Linked DNA regions of Homo sapiens: region 2 is linked to region 1. A link is an interaction called in ENCODE POLR2A ChIA-PET data of the cell type or tissue named here. Cell type or tissue: PC-3. All regions are shown on one strand. Each heading gives the region's core, and the rest is flanking DNA. Links, peaks and the distances in the headings are about the cores only.

Region 1 (10,472 bases), core at 3,842-7,841:
TTTATGCTCTCTCCTCTGCATAAAATGTAGCTCCCTCCACTTGACTGTATAATGAAATTATAGCCAATATGTACGTGCTGGGTGTCTAGCAGAGTTGAGCTGGACTCAATCTTTGAACTATTACAATTTATATGACTTTAGGAAAATTAATTATCTGTATCTTAGTTTCCTTATCTGTGAAATTGTTATCATAATGCTCTATGTGGTTGTGAGAAACAAATGTAGTAACATTCACAAAATATACGACGACATCTGGCACAAAGTAAGCACATACTAAACAAATGGAATCTTCATCTATCATATTCATGATCAACAACAAGTTCCTTTTACTGAAAGATGTCATTCCTCTTCCTACATAGACTTTCTGGATGCCTACCAGAAAGAACTTCTCTCTTCTGTGCTTCTTCAGCACGTTATTCATACAACAGTCCCGCCTTATCTGCAGGATGTGCACTATGTTTTTTCCTCACCTTACGACAGGGTTATGTCTTGATAAACCCATTGTAAGTAGAAGATATCATAAGCTGAAAATACATATAATACAACTAACCTACAGAACATATAGCTTAACCTACTCTACCTTAAATGTACTCATAATACTGACATTAGCCTACAGTTGGGCAAAATCACCTAACACAAATTTTTTAAAACTATAACACTATCTTCTAATAAAGTGTTGACTGTTTCATGTAATTCACTAAAGACTGTACTGAGAGTGAAAGAATATGGTTGTATGGGTACTCAAAGTACAGTTTCTACTATACATGCATCACTTTCACACAATCATAGTTGGAAGATCATTTAAATTCAACCATCCTAAGTCAGGAACCATTTATACATACATAGCTATAATAAAGTTTAATTTATGAATATTTGACTGATCCATGGATTCCTGGATCAGTCTATATGCAGCCAAAAGTGAGATCCACATGTATCCCCCTCAACATACAGTTTCAACAGATAATACCAGAGATAAATAAACAAATTAACTAAATAAATCATTTTCCTAAGACTCTAAAAGCTAGAACAGCCTCTGCCTTCTTCATATTAACCTACACCTCAGGGAAGCCACAGCTTCTCAAGTATGAGCTAGGGTTTTCAGGAACAGTACCAGATTTTATTTGCAAAGACACAAATGAAAGAAAAGGTCACTTAGAGAAATCTAAAGAGTTCAATGTAACTAGAACACAGAAAGTATGGGTAAGAAGCAGGATATGAAACTAGAAAAGTAGGCTGAGGCATAATCATAAAAAGCATAATCACAAAAGGCATAAATATTATTCATGATGATCAATTTGAACTTTATGCTATAAATGTAGGGAAGAAAATGATGGGCATTATGCAAAGGAGTGGCATGATCTGACAGGTGTTTTCAAAAGATAACCTTGGCAACTATATATTTAAGTCAATGGTGTGGACCATGGCCTAAAAGTAAAGAGATCACTGCCATAAGCTCAGAGGAAAGGAAAGCCTAAATAAATGCACTAACATTGAGACTATGAAGAAAAGGGTAGGCTTGTGAAATATTTAGGACACAGAATTGCAAAGACTGTACTCATTTGAAAGAGTCATTTTAATCGCTGCCATCAATTTATTTTTCCTTTCTTCCTTAAATCCACTCCCATAAGACTTTTGTCCCTATCATTCCAGATAATCCACAATTACCAAAATCTCTTATAAAGTCCATTGTTAAGTCCAACAGTCAGTTCTCAGTTTTATTTTTTGATTTATCAACATTTGATGCAGTTAATGTTTCTTTCTTGAAGTCTTCTCTTCACTTGATATCCAAGATGTCACACTTGCCTGGTTTTGCTCCTGTCTCTAGGGCTCCTTCTGTCTCCTTGGCTTATTGTTTCTCATCTCCCCAGTCTCTACATGATAGACTGCCCCAGGGCTCACTTTTTAATCTGTATTATTTGCCATATATATTCCATTGGTTAGCTCAAATAGACTCATGGTTTTATGTTTTATCATGCTGATGGTTCCCAAATTTATATCTCTAACCTGGACCTCATCCATGAAGTTCATATTTATGGAGTTGCCTACCCTATATTTCCACTTTCTTTCTTTTTTTTTTTTTTTTCTTGAAACAGGGTCTTGCTCTGTTGCCCAGGCTGAAGTGCTGGGGCATGATCACGGCTCACTGAAGCCTCAATTTTCCAGGCTCAAGAGATCTATCCACCTCAGCCTCCTGAGTAGGCGTGCACCACCAGGCCTGGCTAATTTTTATTTTGGAGGTTATGCTTAAGGCCCCTTTAAGATGGGGTCTTGTTATGTTACACAGGCTGGTCTCAAACTCCTGGGCTGAAGTGGTCCACACAACTCAGCCTCCCCAAGTGCTAGGATTACATGTGTGAGCCACTGTGCCCAGCCTCATTTCCACTTTTATATCACACAGGTATCTCAAAATTTAACATGTCCTAATAGTCCTCCAGGAACCTGCTCCTCTCACAGTCTTCCTCATCTCTGTAAACAGCAACTCCTTTCTTTTGGTTGTATAAGCCAAAAACCGTGGAGTCATCCTTAAGTCCTCTTTTTCTCTCCCACTGCACATACAATCCAACAGTAAATGCTGTCAGCTATTCATGATATACCCAAACTACTTCTCACCCTCTGCTACCACCACCCTGAGTCCCAGCCACCCTCATGACTAACCTGGTTTCTCTGCTTCCATCCCAGCCCAGCTTCAATCTATTCTCAATACTGCAACCAGAATGGTTCTGTTAAAACACAAAATAGATCATTAAACTCTTCTCCTCAAAACCCTCCAAAGGTTTCTCATTGTAAGTAAAAGTCAAAGTCTTTAGATCAAAGCTCTACATTACCTGGCCCCTATTACCTCTCTGACCTCATCTCCTACCACTCTTGCTCTCTGACTTTTCTGAAGCATGCTGGCTCTCCTCATTGTACTTTAAACACTCTAAGAATATACTCATATCAAGGCCTCTGCCTGAAATACTTCTCTCCCAGATGTCCGCATGGCTTGTCCTGCATCTCCTTTGGGTAGATACATAACTGTCCCCCCAATCATGCCTTCCCTCATCACTCTAAAATGGTACCCCACCACCACCATATTCACACAGATACACATTTTTTACTTCTTCCTTGCTTTATTTTTCTACCTAGTACTTATCACTAATATATTCTATGTTTTACCTATTCATCTTAATTCTGGTCATCTTCACCCACTAGAATATAAATTCCATGAGGACAAATAATTTTATATTCAATGCTTTATTAGCCATGCCTAGAATAGTATCTGACACATAGAAGGTACTCAAAAAATAGCTGTTGAATTAATTAATTTGCATAAGTAAAACAAGAGAAAGAAGGGAATTCTGGATGCCTCAGAATTCTTTGGGAATTTGGGAATTTCACTTGCTTGATTATAATACCATTAAGAGAACAGAAGATGGAGGGTTGGGAAGGAGAAATAATATTCCGTTTTACTAAGGGCTAAATTTAAAATCTGACTTACTCTCCTTATCTTTTATTTTAGGTTTAGATGTACCTGTGAGGTTTGCTACACAGGTAAACTTGTATCACAGGGGTTTCCTGTACAGATTATTTCATCATGCAGGAACCAAGGCTAGTACTCAATAGTTATTTTTTCTGATCCTCTCCCTCCTCCCACCCTTCACCCTCAAGTAGGCCCTAGTGTCTGTCTGTTGTTCCCCTCTTTGTCTCCATGTGTACTCATCATTTATTTCCCATTTATAAGAGAGAACATGTAGTACTTGGTTTTCTGTTCCTGCATCAGTTTGCTGAGGATAATGGCCTCCAGCTCCAACGGAGCAAAATATAGAGCCCAGAAATAAGGCCGCACACATACAACCATCTGATCTTCAACAAAGCTTACAAAAACAAGCAATGGTGAAAGGACTCCCTATTCAACAAATGGTACTGGGATAACTGGCTAGCCGTATGAAGAAGACTGAAACTGGATCCCTTCCTTACACCATATACAAAAATCAAATCAAGATGGATTAAAGACTTAAATGTATAACTACCCTACTTAGCACCTCATTAATTCCAGGTCTAGAGCTAGATGGAGGGAAACATGAACAGTCAGAAGTGAAATTGTCTAACCCTTTTTGTTTTTCCAAAAAACAAATAAGGTGTTCTCAAACTGGAGTTCTGCAATAATTCTCAATACTCAACCCAAATATTTATGTTTTACTTGATGGAGTTCAGGACATGATACCTCAAAATATGGTACCTTGGCATTTAACAGAACAGAAGCAGAAAGATCACTCTCATCCTCCCCTCACACTTCTTCCTAAAGCAGACTCCTAAAACCTAGAAAGGATTTTTTAATCTTCTCCTAAAGCAGGTCATAAGACCCTCATTCAAGAGGTGTCCTACCTATACCTGGGGTAAAGAAACGCCTTTATCTCTGAAGACAGAGGGATACAGAAAAGAATCCTGATAAAAAGTCTTGCTAAGGACTCCCACACCCCAACCCCAGTTTACTACCATAAAATTCCACTTTTTTATCCAATCACACTTCTTCACAGCTATCCACTTATTCATCAAATCTAACATTAAAAATACACAGATTTACCCGTTTCTTCAGGTCTTCATTTCCTTATGAAGGCTTCAGTTGCCACATAAAATTCATTAAGTAAATTTGTATGCTTTTTTTATTGTTAACAAATCTGTCTTTTGTTTTAGGGGTCTCCGTCATGAACCTAGTGATGAATGAAGAAAAGATATTTTTCTTCCTCTACATACTTTTAAATCCATTATTCTACTAGGGAGCCCCTATTCATTTATTTGTATATAAATTGGAAAAGTCTGTCTATATAACAACTGCCTTTTTGAAATACCCACTTGGATGTCTCAAATATACCTCAAACTCAAAGTATCGAAACATGAAATTCTAAACTTCCTTTCATCCCTTCAAACCTGATACTCTCCAACAGAGCTCCCCATCTCAATGAATTCATCATCAAATATTACTGATTTTCTCTCCTAAATGTCTCTTGAATCCATCCACTTGTCTCCATCTCCAACCTGCATCCACTCCTATATCCATTCTCTTCTCAACATATATCCACAAATAACTGAGTAATCATTTAGAAATGCAAATCTAACAGTTACCTCACTTTATACTTAGAATGTTTAAATGTTCTCCCGTCAGAAGATATAAAATTGAACACGATCTATAAGGTTCTACTTTTCCAGCTTCATTTCTAATTGGATCTACTTTTGTTTTTCTAATATTGGCTTTCTTTCAGTTTCTGATCTCTACCTTCAGATGTCTAAAGCAGACACCTGAAAAACAACTACTGTATACCTAAGGAGTGGGGATAAAACAGTTTTCACCTAAAATCCCTGCCTTCGTATATGAAGATATAAAAATTTCAAAAGATATTAGTAATAGGCTATTTTTATGTCACATGGTTCACAAGAAACCTCTTACTCCCTATATAGAGAGACAGCTACTGATAGACTAAAAATCAGATCTCCCCCTCTCCATTTCACTTCCAAGAAAAAAACACAACCTCTTTCTGTTTTGACTGATAAGTAAATTCAAATATATAGACACTCACTGGAAAATCAAAGTAATACAAAGTCAAATAATCATATATTATGTAAATATTCCTCAAATTTGTTTTTTCAAATAAATTATACTTTATTCATCCCATTATGCCTAAATAATATTTTGTCTTTACTGGTTATGCATAAATGTTTTTTAAAGTACTTAGCATAATACCATGCACTTGTGGGTACTTAATCTGTACTATATTACTTGATTATAATAATAATGGCAATGAAACTAGAAATTTGAGATTAAAATATGTTAAAGAATTTATTAAAGGCCGGGTGTGGTGGCTCCCAGCACTTTGGGAGGCCAAGGCAGGTGGATCACCTGAGGTCAGAAGTTCGAGACCAGCCTGGCCAACACGGTGAAACCCTGTCTCTACTAAAAATACAAAAATTAGCCAAGCATTGTGGTGGGCGCCTGTAATCTCAGCTACTCGGGAGGCTGCAGCAGGAGAATCACTTGAATCCGGGAGGTGGAGGATGCAGTGACCGAGATGGCGCCACTGCACTCCAGCCTGGGCAACAAGAGTGAAACTCCATCTCAAAAAAAAAAAAAAAAAAAAAAAAGAGCTGGGTGTGGTGGCACGCACCTGTAGTCCCAGCTACTTAGAAGGCTGAGGCAGGAGAATCGCTTAAACCCAGGAGGCGGAGGTTGCAGTGAGCCGAGATCGCACCACTGCACTCCAGCCTGGGCAACAGAGTGAGACTCTGTCTCAAAAAAAAAAAGAATTTAATAAAGATAACAGTATGACCTTTGTATATGCAATATACAAAATTTAACAACAATATTCCTTTCCCTAAACTTATCATTAGTAAAGTTCTTGAGTGTTACATTTTGTATTTTTCTCCCAAGGAACTAGGAAAAGTGAATACAATGATTAAGTAGTTGGATAATGAGAATCATTATGACCAAATAGAATATAGAAATATTTAATCAAAGAATAAAGAGAGAAGCCAGGCATGATGGTGTGTGCCTACAGTCCCAGCTACTTGGAAGGCTAATGTGGGAAGATCACTTGAGCCCAGGAGTTCAAGACCAGCCTAGGCAATATAGTGAGACACCCATCTCTACTTTTTAAAAATAATTTTTTTAAATAAAAAGAATATGGAAAGAACTGAATAAAAGAACCCAGAAAAGACTCATATGCAAATATAACAGATTCTTAGTACATGAGAAAGCTGGGATGATAAATCACTGGATGTAAGAAAAGGGTATTCAACAACAAATATGGTGGGGAAAATTGGCTTTCTCCACATGAGAAAAAAAGATTAGACCCTTTTCTCATACCATAATCCCCTTACCAAAACAATAAGAAAAAAGGAAAAAAATCCAAATGTATTAAAAATATCGAAGTGAAAAACAAAACTTCAAAACTATTTCAAATATAGAAGAATATATTTGTAGTCTCTGAGTAAAGAAAGATTCCTGAAATAACACGTAGTATAAAAAAGAATGATAGATTTGAATAAATTGAAATTTTAAACTTCTATTTAACAGAAGTTTGGAGTTTCCGTCCTAAAACCAAAGGGAACGTTTTAAGACAGTGTACAGACTGACAGAAGATACCTGTTATAAATGTCACAGGCTAAGGATCAATCTAAAACATGGGTCTGCAAACTTTTTCTATAAAGAAAGTAAATATTTTAGGCTTTGCAGAGCATATGCTCCCTGTCACGACTACTCAACTCTGCCATTGTGGTGCAAAAGCAGGCACAGACAATATGTAAATAAATGAGTGCGTCTGTATCTCACTAAAACTATTCAAGAACACTGAGATTTGAATTTTTTGTAATGTTGATAGGTTGCAACATTTTATTCTCCTTTAATTTTTTTTCGGAATGATTGGAAAATAAATGGGAAAACCATCCTTAGCTCACAGGCCACACAGGCTGGATTTGGCCCATGGGCTACAGTTTGCTGAACCTGCCCAGAATCCATAAAGAATTCCTATAAATCAATAAGAAAAAGACAAATAATCCAACAGAAAAATGCATAAAGGATATAAAGAGGTTATTAACAAATGAGGAACTCTAAAGGCCTATAAAACATATGAAAAGATGTTCAACCTCACTATAAATTAAGGAAACAAATTAAATCACTAGGACATTACCTTTCTCCTACCAGACTGAGAAAAAGGAAGAAATCTGACCATATGACTACTGGATAGGAAAAAGAAAAAACTCTCAGACACTTCTAAGAATATAAATTGGTAAAGTGACAAAGTAATGAAATCATGTAGTAAAAGTGATAATGCAAATAACCTACATTTGCAAGTCCATTTCTAGGTATAGTTCCTAGAAAAACTAATGTGTGGGTAAGGATATTCACTGGAACATTATTTATGATCACACACACAAAAAAGACCAGAAAATTCAAATTCATATTAGGAGGGAAATGGATGGAAGAAATGGGCTCATAAAATAGAATACTATACAATACATAAAAGAAACATACTGTACAATACATAAAAGAAACAAACTAAGTTTCTAACAAGAGCAAAAAAGCAAGTTGCAGAATGACATAGAGGAAATGATACCACCTATTATATTTTAAAACACACAATACTAAACAAAAATCGTTCATGGATACATTTATACTGATAATCTTCATCTCTGATAAAGGAGATTCAAACATTAATCTTTTAAAATCAAATTCTAAATCTGTCTGGTCTATATATTATCTATATCTGTGTGCATCTGTGTTAGGATACAGTTACAGCAAAGAGAACCAGTAAAAAACCAAGCCATGTTTTATTTGGAGAACTAATGGAATGCACATATTAGAAAAATCAGATGAACATTTAAGAAAATTCATTCTTAACGCAAAATAGAGAATGAACTAAAGGGTACTGAGATTGGAGACACAATAATTTAAGTGACATGAGATTCTGAAGAAATGAGAATGAAGAAGTAAAGAGAAGACAAAGTTCAGAAATACACAGAAGTTTTAATCAACTGGGCTTGATGACTGATAGATGTTGGCAGCCATTTTGGGGAGTACAGAAAACTTAATATATTTTTCCAACTGCTTCCTGTATATACCTGCTATGGGCTTTTAAATTGCTTTCAGAACTGTACATCTGCATTAGCTGATGATGATAATGGCCATCAGCTACATCTAAATGATTGAAAAGGGATTTTAGAAAACAAAACATCAGTTAAAGCAATTTTGAAAGATGTAGCAGAAAAGTTTTCTCTGCTTTGCAGTTTCTGCCAGAATATACATATAATGTATGCTTCTGAGGGCTAAAGATACTGTTGAATGCTAATACAGCTTAATCTTCAATTACTAGAGGAAAAGATGATGAAAGAGTTCAAAGTACATGAGTACAAGTCCCGACTCCACCATTTACTATATGACTTTGGTCAAGTCACTTAACTTCTTGCTCTCTGCCTCAGTTTTTTCATCTGTTAAATGAGTAAAATGATAGAATTTATTCCACAAGGTTGTGAAAATTAAATCAGCATCATTATGTATGGGTTTATATATGTATGTATATGGGTTTATAATTATGTATGGGTTTATATGCGTATATGTGTGTGTGAATACTAATCAAACATGTTTGTGATTATTATCTGTACATCAATTACTGAGAACCCATTAAGTGATGGGGCATTATACTATGTGCTAGAGAAGTGGCAATAACATATTTACACTTTTGCCCTCTTAAAGTACATAGACTTTACAATGTGAGAGACAAGATACGTGAATGTATGTGCTGTCTTCAATCTACTTAACTAATTAATTGCTGAAGCTATTTCTCAATCTAACCAAGCCTATCAACAATTTTCATGTCATGTAATCTTTCAACAATTGCTAAAAATCAATTGAAATAGGTTATGGTTATACAAAGAAAAGTCTTTTCTAAAATACAAATAGTTTTATGAACAGGTCTTCAATAGAAAAAAATAAAATACAGATCTATGGATGTTGTTACTTTGTAAACTATATTTTCATTTTTATCTCTAAGTTTTCCAGTTACTCTATGTCTTCCATCCTTAATGTAGGCTAGTCTAGAAGATTAAAAAATATATAAAACTCCCAGAAACTTAGCTCTCAATTCCACCTCCCCATTCCAAGAATGTAACAAATTCTTCACTGTTAATTTCTTCTACCCTTAACCACACTGTGAATCTGAACGATTCATAAACAATACCCTCAGAAACTACTTAGGTCTTAAAATTACAAAGACAATGATGGCTAAATAAATACTAACAAGAGTTTTTTATTGCTTAGTTGAAAATGAATGTAAAGCCTTTTGTTTTCATGCTGTAATCGAGTATTTTTTAATACAATGTTTATTGTCAAAAACAGCTTATACAACAGTCATTCCCTCATCATCTTACTTTTTAACACTCTTTCAACAAAAGATATCTTAAATGCATCCAGCTCTCTATTGCAAATTTACAGTAGTAATCCTTGCCAGCCATTTTGTTTTCAGCTTGTAACACTTGCAGCCAGCTGCCTTCAGCCTGACTCTATTAGCATATTGGATAATTTAGAAAATAAGCACAGAACAGAAACTACAAAATATAGTTGACTTTTATCAGGACATATCTATATATATTTTCTTTAATATGCTTTATTTTATGATGCTTTACTTCCTTTCAATATTATTCATTCTTTTAATGTAAATGCTCATTCCTGCTCACAGTAACTTTCCCTCCCCCAGATCCTATAACTGAATTTGACCTATTACCATTTAAATATAAGAATTTTCAAATTTTAGTAGAATAAACTACAGGCATATTTTAAATATTTTCTGTAAACGCACAGAAGGGTTGAATATTTGGTACTATAATTTGCAACTATATTCCAGCAGACTATCTAGCCAAGAATAATAAATACGTAAAAGCTAACATACATTATTCTCACATCTCAAGGGTATTTCTAATAGCTAGCAGACAGCAAACAATTTTCC
Region 2 (10,472 bases), core at 2,619-6,618, 220 kb after region 1:
GCTGAGGCAGGTGGACCACTTGAGGTCAGGAGTTCAAGACCAGCCTGGCCAACATGGCAAAACCCCATCTCTACTAAAAATACAAAATTTATCCGGGCGTGGTGGCACACACCTGTAGTCCCAGCTACTCGGGGGGCTGAGGCAGGAGAATCACTTGAACCTGGGAGGTGGAAGTTGCAGTGACCTGAGATCCTACCACTGTACTCCAGCCTAGGTGACAGAGCAAGACTTCATCTCAAAAAAAAAAAAAACTCCACTTGTCAAGTTTTGGTCTGGGATCAAAGCAGAATATCCATAATTATTTGAAAAGGCTGTTAAAATATTCCCTTTTACAACTACATATCTGTGTAGGGGCAGGTTTTTTTCATATATTTCAACCAAAGCAACATATTACAGCAGACTGAAGAAGCAGATATGAGACTCCAGCTGTCTTCTAAAGTCAAACAGAATCCAAAACAATCTCTCTCTTCTTATTAAACTTTTTTTTTTTTGCTACAGAAAATAGTTATTTTTCATTAAAAATGGTATTTATGTTAACATATAATGATTTATTGGTTTGGGGTTTTTTCATTTGTTTGTTTTTTGAGACAGGTCTCACTCTGTTGCTCAGGCCGGATCGCAGTGGTGTGACCACAGCTCACTGCAGCCTCGACCCCCGCCAAGCTCAGGTTTTCCTCCCACCTCAGCCTCCTGAGTAGTGGGACCACAGGGGCATGCCAAGACACCCGGCTAATTTTTTTTTTGAGACCGAGTCTCGCTCTGTCGCCCAGGCTGGAGCGCAGTGGCATGATCTCTGCTCACTGCCAAGCTCCACCTCCCGGGTTCACGCCATTCTCCTGCCTCAGCCTCCTGAGTAGCTGGGACTACAGGCGCCTGCCACCATGCCCGGCTAATTTTTTGTATTTTTAGTAGAGACAGAGTTTCACCGTGTTAGCCAGGATGGTCTCGATCTCATGACCTCATGATCCACCCGCCTTGGCCTCCCAAAGTGCTGTGATTACAGGCGTGAGCCACCGTGCCCGGCCGACACCTGGCTAATTTTAAAAATTTTTTTGTAGAGACGGGATTTTGCCATGTTGCCCAGGCTGGTCTCAAATTCCTGGGCTCAAGTGATTCTCCCACCTCGGCCTCCTAAAGTGCTGGGATTACAGGAATGAGCCACCATCGTGCCTGGCCCTATTGTTATTTTTAAACGAATAAATAAATAAGCATTTTTAAATGTCTCAGCTCTAATTTCTTATGCAGTAAGTATTGATAAATATAATCACACAAACAAAAGCTCTTTGGGGTCTTCGAATAAGGGTGTTCATGAGATGCAAAAGTTTGAGAATCACTGCCCTCAGCCCATGTGGTCTGCTTAAACTTTCATTTTTAGGCTACTTTCAGGACCATTTAACAAGTGATACACTTATAGCAACTACCTCTAATAGTTACAGAGAAGCTGCCAATATTCAGAAAGTGGCCATCAGAGGTCTGGGTGTATGCAAAAAGTATGTGTGTTAAGCATATCTTTATTCAAGCGTGAATTTGGAATTTGTTCAATTTTCATTCTCCCGTTATCTTCCTTTAAAATGAAACATTCCAAAGAATATAATAAAACATGAAGGTAAATAAAAAAACACTGCAAGTCAAATTTATGGTGTGGGAACATAAGGCTTGCTATTACAGCTTTTAATGGCAGATAGTTTACAATAAACATTGGGCTTAGCCTGGTAGAAAATAGTCACAGACAGGAGGTAATTACTTGTCCATCTCCAAGCATCAGAAACTAGGGAGTCCCTCCAGTTGAATAACGCAGATCTGCCAACTGTCCCTCATTTGGACTAACGCCTTTTTTGTTGTTTTAATTAAATTGGGGGGTAGCGGGGGAAGAACAGAAGATAAACCTCCCTCTGAATGCGCTAAAATTCCATGGATGGATAAATCCATGACCCATCCTTCTACACGGTCTTTATTAGTCTTGAGTAAATCACATAGACTCCCATAAATAGAGTCACTGAGGGAGCGGAATGTATATGTGCTGGAAAAGGCTGGGTGCCAGCAAATCTGAATGTTACAGTGAGAGTTCTAGAAACAGCGAGAGAAAAGCAGCTAGATCCCCATGCAGATAACCAGGATATAAATGGACCTTTCAATGAGCCTTGCATCACCACATATGAAGTAATAAATACACCCAAACAGAGATAAAAACAGGAAGAGCAAAATTATGCATAAATTCTGTCGTTAAGATATGTGGGCAGCATGGCCCAAAATAGAAACCAAGCAGCTTTCCAGAGACTTGAAGGTTTTAGATAAAATATAATCGCTGTAATTATCATTTAATCCTGTTCCCTCAAGCTTTTGTCAGAAACTGTTACCTACCTCTGGTTATTTGGGGACAGTGGAGCTTCTCACAGAAATATACTTGAAACTGATTGTCACAAGCACACAATCTAATTAAGTTTTTTACATGTAGAAAAACGAACTGTGGCAAAAATCAAGGTTATGTATGTGTAGGGAGAATAACTAAAATACAAATGACATGCATATTTTCTGTTCATCTCTTATATGCTTCACAAATAACTTACATTTATGTTTGCTTTATAAATACTTCCAATTAAAGGGTAAATTAGCATCAACTCTTAAATCATTATCTAAGCATTCACCTGTTATTATTAATACCTTAGATTAGTTCAAATCAAGGACTCTCACTCTATGTACTTATCCAAGGGTGTTTTCTTAAAATGAAGAATGTGGGTAAGAGTAATTTTGCTTTTTATTTGCAATATCATTTCATTGGCTAAGAGGTTGCCCCAGTGCTACAATGTAAGCTTCCGTCTCATTTTGCAGTGAATGAAAACATTTTTCCTTACATAGTTGTGTATAGCAGAACTAGTATCTATCCCATGGTGATGCTAGTAAGCCTGACTCACAACTTCAAAAAGAACTTTGAAATAAATTATATGGATCTTATGAACTGTAATAATCTTTAATTTCAACTTCATTATGAAAATTTATGGCTGGGAGTCGTGGAATCGTGCCTATACTTTGGGAGGCTGAGGTGGGTGGATCACTAGAGCCCAGGAGTTCGAAACCAGCCTGGGCAGCCTGGTGAAACCCTGTCTTAAAAAAAAAAAATACAAAAATTAGCCGGGTGTGGTGGTGCATGCCTGCAGTCTCAGCTACTCGGGAGCTGAGGTGGGAGGATCACCTGAGCTTGACTGGGAAGGTCAAGGCTGCAGAGAGCCATGATCGTGTCACTGTACTCCAGCCTGGGTGACAGAGTGAGACCCTGTCTCAAAAAAAAAAAAAAAAAATCACAAGTGCCTCACCCAAAATAAATAATAAAGTGGAAAGTGAGAAAATGAGTAACATTTAAAAGGGGAACAGAGGTGGGACTTCTGAATTACTTTTCCTTCTGGTACCAGTGTTGACTGTCATCAGTTTCACAATGTCTAAGGCAAGGTAAGGACAGGTTGAGTATCCCTTATCTGAAATGCTTGGGATCAGAAGTGTTTCGAATTTCAGATATTTTTCAGATTTGGGAATATTTCTGTATACAAAATGAGCTATCTTGAGAATAGAATTAAGTCTCAACACGAAATTCATTTATGTTTCATATACACCTTATTCACATACCCTGAAGGTAATTTTATTCAATATTTTTAATGATTCTGTTCATGGAACAATGTTTTGACTGAACCCATCACATGACGTCGAGTGTGGAACGTTCCCCTAGTGGTGTCATGCTGGCGCTCAAAAAGTTTCGGATTTTGGGCCGGGCGCGGTGGCTCACGCCTGTTATCCCAGCACTTTGGGAGGCCGAGGCGGGCGGATCACGAGGCCAGGAGATCAAGACCATCCTGGCTAACACGGTGAAAACTCATCTCTGCTAAAAATACAAAAAAATTAGCCGGGCGTGGTGGCGGGCTCCTGTAGTCCCAGCTACTGAAGAGGCTGAGGCAGGAGAATGGCGTGAACCTGGGAGGCAGAGCTTGCAGTGAACTGAGATCGTGCCACTGCCCTCCAGCCTGGGCGACAGAGCAAGACTCTGTCTCAAAAAAAGAAAAAAAAAAAAAGTTTCGGATTTTGAATTTTTGGATTAGGGATGCTCAACCTACATGATGGTATTAGGCCAACATTTTAGAAACCAGTAAAACTCGATATTGAATATGATGAAGTCATATTCCTTGGTGGTGTATGTCTGTAATCCCAGCTACTCGGGAGGCTGAAATGGGAGGATGGCTTGAGCCCAGGAGGTCAAGGCTATAGTGATCTGTGTGTCACTGCCCTTCAGCCTGGGCAACAGAGCGAGACCATCTGAAAAAAAAAAAAGTCTTGGACTTATCTAAAAGATGTATTCTGAAGCCTCACAAGCAGAATATAGCTCACGAGTGGGTTTTATTTGACTCTTACAGTGTTTTTCTAAAAATCAAACTAGTTGCCAACATTCACAAAACAGGGTTTTTCACAAAAACCAAAACAAACAAAAACCCAAATTTGCGACTTCTTTGAGAAATTGGAAGGACTGGACTTGCATTGCATCCTCCCCGCATAGCTAGGAGGAGCTTGGGCCAGAGCCCCCACCTAACCCACACTACTCACATGCATTACCTGCTCTGAACTCAGATATATCTGAGTGTGAGACCCTGTTAATGGGTCACTCTGGCTTAGGCTGTGCATCAATGAGACTCATCAGACTCAAGTGTTTGCTTCTTTGGGGCCCCTCCCTGTACCCTCTAATTAAACTCTATATTCAGTATAGGGTGTCAGGTCCCAGTTGGGTCTAAAATGGGAGGCATTTACAGCCATGGTCCCGGACCAGAATCACTTCAATGTTTTCACTGATCTGAAGATTTTCTTGGCAAGTAAGGGTTCAGAGAAGTTTGTTGAAGTTTGTGTCTAAGCTAGGTTAAGCGGAGGAATGTGTCTCAATTCAAAATGAGAGCAACTCTGGGGTTAAGCAAGAGAATGACCCATGATGAAGGTATTATGGAAATGTCCTCTGTGTGAGCTGGGTAGAGAAGAATATCCGGATTCCGGGCTTCACTCTGCCTCTAACAAGCTGTAAGATGAGTCACTGACCTCAGTTAGCCCCTGTCTCTTCACCTATAAAACAAAAGGGATGTTTCTGCATTTAGAGCCCAGCCCCTACGTTAGAATCACCTAGGGGACGTCTAAAAATGTTGATACTTAGACCCCTCCCTAGGCCAGTTGAATCTGATTCCTTGCAATGAGGGTCCAGGACACAGTTAACAAGATCTCCAAGGTCCCTTCCCATCCTCTAATTCTGTGGTCTCAGTGGCTTGGGAGCAGATGCCAGAATAGCCATTAACTCTGTTAATTTCTCCTGTATGTCAGATTGCCAGCAAAGAACATTCATTTCTCACACACACACACACACACAAACACACACACACACACACACATATAGAGGTGTGGTCATTGTTTTTCATTTTCTTTCTTTTTCTTTTTAATTTTTGAGACAATGTTTTACTCTGTTGTCCTGGCTGGAGTATAGTGGCGCAATCAGAGCTCACTGCAGCCTCACCCTCTCAGACTCAAGCTATCCTCCCGTCTCAGCCTCCCAAGTAGCTGGAACCATCTCTACTAAAAGTACAAAAATTAGCTGGGCATGGTAGCACACACCTGTAATCCCAGCTACTTGAGAGGCTGAGGCAGGAGAATTGCTTTAGCCTGGGAGGTAGAGGTTGCAGTGAGCTGAGATCGTGCCACTGCACTCCAGCCTGGGTGGCAAGACTCTGTCTCAAAAAAAAAAAAAAAAAGTGTTGGCCGGGCGTGGTGGCTCAAGCCTGTAATCCTAGCACTTTGGGAGGCCAGGACAGGTGGATTGCCCAAGCTCAGGAGTTCGAGACCAGCCTGGGCAACATGGTGAAACTCTGTCTCTACTAAAATACAAAAAATCAGCCGGGCATGGTAGCGGGTGCCTGTAATCCCAGCTACTTGGGAGGCTGAGGTAGAATTGCTTGAACCCAGGAGGCAGAGGTTGCAGTGAGCCAAGATCATGCCACTGCACTCCAACCTGGGTGACAGAGCAAGACTCTGTCTCCATTAAAAAAAAAAAAATGTTTTAATTAGCTGAGCAAGGTGGCATGCACCTGTAGTCCAGAGGCTGAGGCAGGAGGACTGCTTGATCCTAGGAGTCCCAGACCAGCCTGGGCAACCTAGCGAGACCCCATCTCTACAATAAATAAAAATAAAAATAAATCACTGGGTGTGGTGGTGCACAGGCCTGTAGTCCCAACTATTCAAGAGGCTAAGGTGGGAGGATGGCTTGAGCCCAGGAGTTCAAGGTTGACTGAGCCATGATTGCATCACAGTACTCTAGCCTGGGCAACAGAGTGAGGCTCTGATTCTAAAAATAAAAAATATTCATTACATGTTGAAACGACAATGTTTCAATTTAGTGGGTTTAGTAAAATATGTTATTAAAATGAATTTCACCCATTTCCTTTTACTTTTCTGAATATTATTCCTAGGAAATTTGAAATTACTTATATGACTCATATTTCTATTAGATAGTGCTAAAAGGTGTCCACTTTCTGAACCTCTTTTTTTTTTTTTTGAGACAGAGTCTTGCTCTGTCACCCAGGCTGGAGTGCAGTGGTGTAATCTCGGCTCACCGTGAGCTCTGCTTCCTGGGTGATTCAAGTGATTCTCATGCCTTCCAAGTAGCTGGAATTACAGGCGAGCACCACCCCATGCCCAGCTAATTTTTGTACTTTTGGTAGATACAGGGTGTCGCCATGTTGGCCAGGCTGGCCTTGAATTCCCGACTTCAAGTGATCTGCCTGCCTTGGCCTCCCAAAGTGCTGGGGTTACAGGCATAAGCCTCTGTGCCTGGCCTCTGAACCTTTAATTGAAGACTGTAGTTTGTTGTTCGCTTGTTTGTTTGTTTTTTTAGACAGCTTCTCATAATGAACTAAGTTGAAGGTCTGAAAAACATCCAATTGCCAGTCTTTACTGCACAGGGCACTGACTGTAACTATACAACCCTGATGGTTGGGGAAACAAATGTGGTACTTTCTGTGAATATGACAATTTTGTACACTGAAATATGGTCCATGGGAGAATCCTAGTGGAACGCTATGACTGGGAATAAGGTGGAGGTTCCTGGTCAGTTCCCCCTGCTTTCTATCTCACATTAGAGGTAGAATTTCAATGTATGTGCCACACCAGTTCTGCCCTCATGCAGTAAACATACGAGTGGTAAACCATGAACCAAAATAGTGAGTGCATTTAAAAGAGACATTTAAACGTCCAGTCCCATTCACTGCAACTTTGTTTTACTTTTGCTTTCTTTCTTGCTCTGTCACCCAGGCTGGAGTGTGTGGCACCATCTCGGCTTACTGCAACCTCCTGGGCTCAAGTGATTGTCCTGCCTCTGCCTCCCAAGTAGCTGGGATTACAGGCATGCACCACCATTCCCAGCTAATTTCTGTATTTTTAGTAGAGACAGGGTTTCGCCATGTTGGCCAGGCTGGTCTTGAATCCTGACCTCAAGTGATCCGCCCGCCTTGACCTCCCAAAGTCCTGGGATTACAGGCATGAGCCACTGTGCCTGGCCGCAACTTTGTTTTTCATCACTGGTCTCTCCCAGGCTTCAAAGCAGTTGTTGCTGTAGTCTTGTGGCATTTCTAGCCAAAAGGTCTGAGACTAGCAGTTATCGGCCCTCATCCTGCCTTATCATATAGCCACAATAGTGGGCAGGGAAGGGAAAACATGTAAGGCTGGGCGCTTGGAAGTAGGGCCAGCTTAAAGTACAGAAAAAGTGGGCAACCATCCAGAAAATGTGCACTCGGGTGTAGGAGCCTCCAACATACTATGAAGCTCTCCTGCTGAGCTGGCAAAAGCTCTTTTAGCTTGAGGCTTCCAGGTACATGTGCCCAGGTGTACCCTGTATGAGCCATTTATACCGTAGTGCGAATACTTTTCAGATCAATTTGATTCAATAAATATTGATTATGCATAGCTGCCCTAAGCAGATTTTGAAAAGGCTGTTGGGAGCTTCCTTCCAGACAGGGAGGGAAAGGGCGCAGACAGGAAGGCTGGGAGAGTTGACAACAAACGTCATCTAGCTCAAGGTCTAGCCAGTGTTTGGTGCTGCTGAGAAATGCTTCCTCTCAGAGGGAACTGACGCGCCAGCACCCACCACTGAATGGGGCCTCCAGCAATTCTTGGAGGCCTTTCACCATCCCTCACCGTGAGAACCTTCCTTTTCCTCTCCTTCATCTCCCCTGTGCCCCCACCACCACCCAGGCCCACATCTACCTCTATCGTAGAGCTTACTCTATGGCCTTGTTTACTTTCCTACCTCCCCGCTAGCACAAAGACCGAATATTATTCCTCTGTGAATCCGCAGAACCTCGAACAGTACTTAGCACTTAAGTGCTTGATCAGCGTTTGATGAATGAATACATGATTTTGCCTTCCCACCTCATGCAGCACGAGGAGGGGGATGCTAAGAGAGCCTAGCATCCCCACCACCATGGCATTTGGGGTGAAGGAGGTTGCAAACACCTGCATCAAACTGTGCCAGCATTTTTCAACGCTGGACACAACATTTTGAAACAAAGGTGAAGGGGAAGAGGCATAGGACAGGTCAGGGCATGCGGTATTACCACCCATGTGCACACATACCCATTCATATGCTGCCAAAATGTTGCTCTACCCTTTCCCAAGCACCCCTGTTACTGTTTAACCCAACCTCAGTAGCCTTCTAAGAGAAAGACCATTATAATGACTTGATCTGCATTAAAATAAAAAACAAAGTATGTCAAAACTTTTTCCCACAATCATAGGGCTATCACACTTTTTAACAAACTAAACCTCCACCATATCCCAGCGTTCGATATACTGCAAGTAAGTGCCTGGCACTCAGAAAGCTCAAGGTTCCAGCAACAGTTGTGTGGCCTTGGATAAGGAACACAGGGAGACTCTTTGTCCTCTTGTTTCTTCAGTGTATTAAAGGGAGATAGTGGTATATTCAAAGGGCATGAAAAAAGCTTAACATGAGTCTGCATGGAGCTCTTTGAAATGCATGAAGGGCACTACAGTGGATAAATTCAACACTTGTCCTAGTGTTCACTCAGAACCCTTGTCCGGACATTTATAAAATCCCTCTGTGGACATGTACACACACACACACACACACACACACACACACACACACACACACGCGCATGCATGCACGCACGCACATACACAAATATATCTAAAAGTGCTTAATTGTTTTTAAAATGTTTAAGTAAATACATTGTAATGATTATAAGGCCTCTGTACAATGTATCTAAGGCAAGCCTGCCAGGATAAGAGCTATTTGAGAAACTAAATCACATCATTGAAAGAATAGCAATGAGGCAATTGATGAAATATTGCATTAGCAGTGGCCTCTGACCCCATGTAATGCCAACCAAATGCTTTTTCCTCTCTTTGTAATTTAATCATTTTTCAATTAAATTAATTTCTTAAAATCACTCAGATAAGCCGCCTGTATTAAACACACACACGCACAAACACACACACAACTTCAGGTGTAGGTGAAATAAAGGACACTCTGCAATCACAATCACTGTGTTGTGATTCTGCTCCATTCTGGAAATGAATGATATCCTGTTTCCTTTTTTCTATATCTGACGAGAATTTTGCATAACTTCTTCCTGCTACAGTGTGAAGTCAAAGGCCCCCAAATACCCCCCAAGACAGAGACCCAGTCGCCACAATATAAAATTATGAAAGTACAGCCATAAGAGGCCCATAGCATGTTTGCTGGACAGACTGACTGGTTATTTTTAAAAGTTTACTTTAATACAAATGAACTGGCTGGGAAGGTGGCTTTGTAAAGGGAGCAACTCAGAAGAGTGCTAACAAGCCCGCCCCGCACGTCTGTGCTCAGGCTTGCTGGGAGAGCTTACTCCACACACATCCAGGAATTTGTTTGAGGACAGAGCGTGGTTAGGTCATGTTTTAAGAATGTTCTCTCATTATCCTGACTCAGAGGGCGCCGTGAGCCACAGAAGGGACGTTGCACAGTGATACCTTCTGTTCTGTCTGGTTTTCAAGAACTGCCTCACTGTACTGATGGCTGGAGACTGATGTCGCTCGAGGTTAACTCCTTCACGTCTTCTTTTTTACAGGGCTACAGGAAGAGCCCTTTTTCCTGTTGACATTTTTCAAACTTTGTAACCTAGGGGTTAGGCTTGTTAAGGGAGGGGAGGAGAGTGTCTAGGAGCAGTGACTGGAAACAGAGAAGAGACTACATGGAAGCAGAAGAGAGAACCAATTGAAAAGTCTGTAAAACCAGCCAAGAAATCTGTTCGGGAAAATAGAAACCTAAGAGCTGTGGTTTGGCAAGGAACTTTGACTCTTAATGAGAAAGGCAGAGAGAAGAGAAGGAGAGGAAGGATGGAGAGGGGAGGGGAAAGGAGAGAAGAGGAAGGACAGGCGGAGATCAAAAGAGAAAGAAAAGAGAG

What was found. Peaks named below come from ENCODE experiments on the same cell type or tissue, not always from the same donor. Only the 100,000 strongest peaks of a DNase experiment are listed, where the experiment ranks them.
Region 2: POLR2A ChIA-PET joins it to region 1 with 6 read pairs; 2 of 35 experiments call an interaction of 5 or more read pairs at or near these places.

The regions. Positions count from the first base shown.
Region 1 is chr17:63,041,971-63,052,442 of GRCh38, reverse strand. All of the region lies in intron 2 of TANC2 (tetratricopeptide repeat, ankyrin repeat and coiled-coil containing 2), which reads right to left. Among named protein-coding and RNA genes, the nearest start is that of TANC2, 81 kb to the right of the region's middle. RefSeq lists an enhancer at 6,986-7,487. In PC-3, for the core only: no CTCF peak of the experiment used is centred there; no DNase peak of the experiment used is centred there.
Region 2 is chr17:62,819,526-62,829,997 of GRCh38, reverse strand. All of the region lies in intron 1 of MARCHF10-DT (MARCHF10 divergent transcript), which reads right to left. Among named protein-coding and RNA genes, the nearest start is that of MARCHF10-DT, 16 kb to the right of the region's middle. RefSeq lists an enhancer at 4,117-4,853. In PC-3, for the core only: no CTCF peak of the experiment used is centred there; a DNase peak (open chromatin) is centred at 5,027; H3K27ac peaks cover 1,169 bases.